2 separate regions of the Homo sapiens genome follow, and region 2 is linked to region 1. A link is a loop called in an ENCODE intact Hi-C map of the cell type or tissue named here. Cell type or tissue: GM12878. All regions are shown on one strand. Region 1 has its middle 7.8 kb from the start of NIBAN1. Region 2 overlaps EDEM3 (ER degradation enhancing alpha-mannosidase like protein 3).

Region 1 (2,500 bases):
AGAGACATTAACCCTTTTACTGTAAAACACATTGCAAATTAAACACATTTTTCTTTCGGAAACATATTTCCCTGTGCTCTATATTGGATTTTCTTTTCTGAATATTGACCTAACTGCAGGCAAATTTAAAAATCAGATTTGTCTCTGCCACCTTCTCATCTTTCCTCATTCCCTCTTAGCCTTACGTAATGTCTAAAGAATGCCTAGCCTAATCAATAATATCTCTTATAGGTTGTTGTACCTAGGGTTTTTATACAAAATGGATTAACTTGGAAGTCATTTTACAAATTTTTAAAAAATATATAAATTTGTTTACTTACTAGCTGCCTCAAAAGATGGTTATAATAATCTAATACAATCTGTCTTAGGGGCTCAAAATTTACAGTGGAAAAGACTAGGCTTTAATCCTCATTCTGATACTGGCTTGCCTCATGATCTTGGGAAATAACTTAAATTTTCTAAGCTTCATATTCCTTATCTTCAAAATAGGTATCTGCAAAAATTAGATAAGATCATATGTGTAATATACTTAATACATATGACTATACCTACATATTTATCATTCTCTAAATGAAGCTAATATATAACTAGTGATAAATAAAAAGATACTTTAACTGTTTTATCAGTGCTAGTCTTTTTTATTCATATGCTTGTTATAATACTTTTGTGGCCAGTACATCAAACTCCCCAGGGGCAGGTATTAATACCAATTTTGAAAGGGAAAATGTGTATTACTATGTTTTAATTGTATATGTGAACAACAAAACATAACTGTCTTCATAATACAAACTATAGAAAGCCAAGCTGAATAAAATCTTTTCTAGAGGTAACATGTTGAAGATGGAATCCAATTTCTGCTTATCAATGACTCTTGAAGTTGCAGGAATTCCAGGACTGTGCGGCATTTTTATTGGAAAAAGACAGATATTTTTTAAGTTGAGAAACACTTGCTCAATGTGCTTTTCAAATGTAAGTCATCACAATTATATATAAACCTCTAGTATTTGCATAAGACCATAGACACAGAATACAAGTTCAAGTATTTTAACAGAAACCAGTAAAGGCTTGGAACTAAGGATGACAACTCTAGAACCAAGGAGACGTTTAGATGTGTAGGCACCAGTCTTTCAAATCTGACAAATACCAGACCAGCACAGTTGCCCTTGTGAAAACTGTAGCCATATTACCGCCAAAGATAAACAGATTACATGGGTTCTTCTGAAGTCAAGGCTCTGAAGGACCTTGTATTTGGGGAAGTTAGTTTAGTGTTAGTGCACAAAGGGAAGAGTGCCACCTGCTGGGCCACCGATGATGCTCCCCGTGGGGCCACAGCTACTGGGCAGGGTGGGAAAGAACACTGACTCCGGTCCAAATCAAATTCATTTTGCTACATCTAGATTAGCTTAACAGTCGTTTGGAATTATTCAGCGATTTCTTACAAATATTAATATCCAAGCTTCTTTCTCCTCAGCTAACAAGTGAATCACTCTTTGAGAACAGAACTTTTCCGGCTAAATTTATTTAAGGGGGCTAATTCTAGTATTTTAACATGCAAACTTGTACACATGTGTAAGCTTTGTACCCACAAAATGTGCTCATAACACACATTTTTGACATTAATTATATTTTGTAAAGCACAGGGTTTTTTTCATTCTTTTGACTTAAGAGTCATCGTTCCCTCTTCTCTTTACGGTGCAAAATGCCAGCACAGTAATTCTCTTAGGCAGGTGTCAGTAGTTGCCGAGAATAGGCCAGGGCTCTGATTTCTATTCTATTGTGCTTGAATGGGGAGATGGGAAGAAGTTTTTATTTATTTATTTTTTGAGACAGGGTCTCGCTCTGTCACCCAGGCTGGAGTGCTGTGGCACGATCTCGGCTCATTGCAACCTCCTCCTGGGTTCAAGCAGTTCTCCTGCCTCAGCCTCCCGAGTACCTGGGACTACGAGTGCACACCACTATACTCAGCTAATTTTTGTATTTTTAGTAGAGATGGGGTTTCACTATGTTGGCCAGGCTGGTCTTGAAATCCTGACCTTAAGTGATTCACCTGCTTTGGCCTCCCAAGATGCTGGGATTACAGGCATGAGCCACCGCACCCAGCCGGGAAGAAGTATTGGTGGTGGAACCACAAGGGCGTGTAGGAACAGTGGGACTGATTCGTCAAAGTGGGGTGGGGTATTATGTCACTAATGTTGTTTAGAATTCCTGCACATGGTGATTTAAAAAAATGCAAGCTGAGTTAGTTTTATTATTGCTTTTCAGTGCTCTACAGAGTGTACCCCTTTTTGCCTGAACCAAGGACAGACCACTCCCACAGCATTCCTTCCCATATACCTCTAAATATTTTCACTCACAAATGGTGTAGGGAGTGAGGCAGAGATGTCTCGATTTATATGCCTTGTTTATGGAAGGAATATATGCTCTTCTACATTGGCATGACTTATTGTACCTAATTAAAATTATCTGCATCCATACTGCCTTAAAATCTTTTTCCTATTTT
Region 2 (2,500 bases), 290 kb before region 1:
CATAAGAAAATATACGGCTGTAAATTGGGCTTTTAAAAATGTCTTTTATAAAATCTGAACATACAATATTTCATTCACAGAATGTTTTTTTTTTCTATGTTCTGACTGAAGCCTTGTGCATAAAACGACCGGCTGGAATATTTACTAAATTCTACCCCCCTCTAAAATTATAAGCAGTATTTGAATTACTTATGCTGAGCTTTCTTCATGATGAATTTGGCATGGGGTTTGGTGAGAGAACAAATGTTGGCTTTACTATAAAAAAGGTTGTGTGATGGTAATTTAAATTTTAAAAGCTTCTTGAGAGAGTAATTACATTAGTGAAGTTAAAATCAGAAAGTGTACAATTTTTCTTTTTACTAATACTGTAAAGAAAAAGGGAGACGTATAATGCCAAGAGTTAATTTGTTCTGAAACAATTATACTCTTTTTGGAAGCCTATTGCAATTTAAGAAGAAAAAAGAAAACTTGCCTAACAAAATATCCCATACCAAACATATCTAGTAAATTACAATTCTTTCACACTTAAAACTTTATGGGAAAAGTATTGCAAATAAGGGCATATCATTTCAATGAACTTTTATATGCAGAAAAAAACTAGCTATTTTATTTTTAGTAGGTAAACAGGTTAAGTTTTAAAACTTGAAAATACCTGAATTAAATACTTGCTCTAATATCTCTTAAAGGATTTCAGCTAAAATCCTTGATTCCAGATTTGTAAACATTATATAAATCTTTCTTAAACAATTTTATGGCTGTGGTGATCACTTCAGCTATATTTCTAAGCAGTCAACATTTAACTGAGGTAGACCAGATGTTTCTAAATTCGGGGTTTCATAGAATCCCCTGAATCTTTAGCAAGTTACTAAAATGTCTATAAAAGTTAACTAAAAAACAAAACACTAAAAAAAAAAAAAACAACTAATGCCTTTGGAATTTTTAATGAACTCAAAAACTACTTTGTGGCAGTATGTCAAGTAAGTAAATGAATGTAGAGTTGTAATTACAACGTTGGAGTTTTTTAGACGAACATTATCTCCTCTTTTCTTAACTAGGGAAATATTGAGTATAATTCCTTCTGGGTATTAAGAAAAATTGGTTAAATTTTTTCCTTTTCTTTTTTTAAGGATTTACTTTTCTTAACAAGTGAACAATTTGCTTCTAAGCGTCAATGAAAGGCAACACCTCCCTCTAATGGCCAAAGGAAGAGAGTGGCAGTAAGCTGGCTTTTCCAATGTGTCACACAATCCTTCATGCCATTAAGTTCTCCTTGTTGGAAAAGAAATTAGGTTGTTTTGATAACTTAGAAAAGTTAGTTTTAGACAACAGTGACTTTCAGCTACAAATACAAAATCAAATCCATGTATATAAGGCTTCTGTAATCGATGTCTTAGAGGAACATCTGCTCATTTTCTCCAAGCCCCAGTCCTATAAATCAAGGCAAGTCAAGTAATTAAGCTTCAACTATTTTGGCAGCTTTGCAATTAAAATGAACAAAGCACTATATCTATCCTTCCATATACTGTATATATTATAGTTCTATCTTGTTACACCAAATCTCACATGCAGAGAGACTAAAAATATCCATTTTGGTTTCAGGTATAATTAAAAGCCAATAAGGGTCTTGCATACTATTCTTTTTCCCCTCCCCAAAGTGAATTCTCCATCAGATTTACTACTCCCTGACTCAATTATATTTACCTGGAATATCTGAATGCAGGTATTTATCCTCTCAGAAAAGAATATGTTTACCTGGGATCTAAACATACTGTACACGAATATACATAACTGCAATACAGCACTGCTGTTTTTAACAGCTCCACTTACACCTCATCAGTACCTCACAACCGTGTTTTAGGAAAAAGTTTTGTGTAATGTTATGGTAAAGAGAAGAAAATTATGTCTCTTAAATATTCCTTTAGAACAAATTCAGGCAAGTTTAAAAAATAAATAAAATGAATAAAGCCATGATTTCAACAACAGGGCTGTCTACAAACATCAACAACAAAATTTAAAAATTTTTAAGACTTAAATGTGGCCAGCACCAGACTACTACAACAACAACAAACCAAAAAAAAAAAGGGGGGGGGTGGAAGTCTCATTAAGCTATATAGCTATATGTAGTTGTATTGTACTTTTTTTTTTAAACACAGGTCACCATACACTAATTTTCAAGTCCGTATCAGAAGGAATATCTGTTAAAAACAAAAACAAAAACCATGATTCAACAGAAAATGTGACAGATTCCTTAGGTGCAACTTTAGAAACCTAAGTTTCAAAGGAGAAAAACAGTAGTTACTCCAGGAATTTTAACTCACTAACCACAGTTCTATCATGGCTCTGTAAGACAGAAAAATGGAACAAAATGTATATAGCTGTTGGCGATACGAGCCTTGTGGCTCAAATTGCATACCAAACATGGGATGGAGTAAGGCTGATGGCTAGAGGTAATCACCTCTAAGAGAAATGAACTGGAAATGATTTATAATCTACCCTACAA

What was found. Hi-C counts contacts between places; a loop is a spot of excess contacts. Peaks named below come from ENCODE experiments on the same cell type or tissue, not always from the same donor. Only the 100,000 strongest peaks of a DNase experiment are listed, where the experiment ranks them.
Region 2: a loop joins it to region 1, with 4 times the contacts of the local background. A loop is called at or near these places in 2 of 110 quality-filtered maps.

What each region holds. Positions count from the first base shown.
Region 1 is chr1:184,981,037-184,983,536 of GRCh38, forward strand. No RefSeq gene overlaps it. Among named protein-coding and RNA genes, the nearest start is that of NIBAN1, 7.8 kb to the left of the region's middle. RefSeq lists a silencer at 1,246-1,365. In GM12878, a CTCF peak has its summit at 1,304 (motif pointing left); a DNase peak (open chromatin) is centred at 1,205.
Region 2 is chr1:184,690,718-184,693,217 of GRCh38, forward strand. It overlaps EDEM3 (ER degradation enhancing alpha-mannosidase like protein 3), which reads right to left. Exons shown (of 20, transcript NM_025191.4): 20 at 1-2,500. Among named protein-coding and RNA genes, the nearest start is that of EDEM3, 63 kb to the right of the region's middle. In GM12878, a CTCF peak has its summit at 1,200 (motif pointing left); no DNase peak of the experiment used is centred here.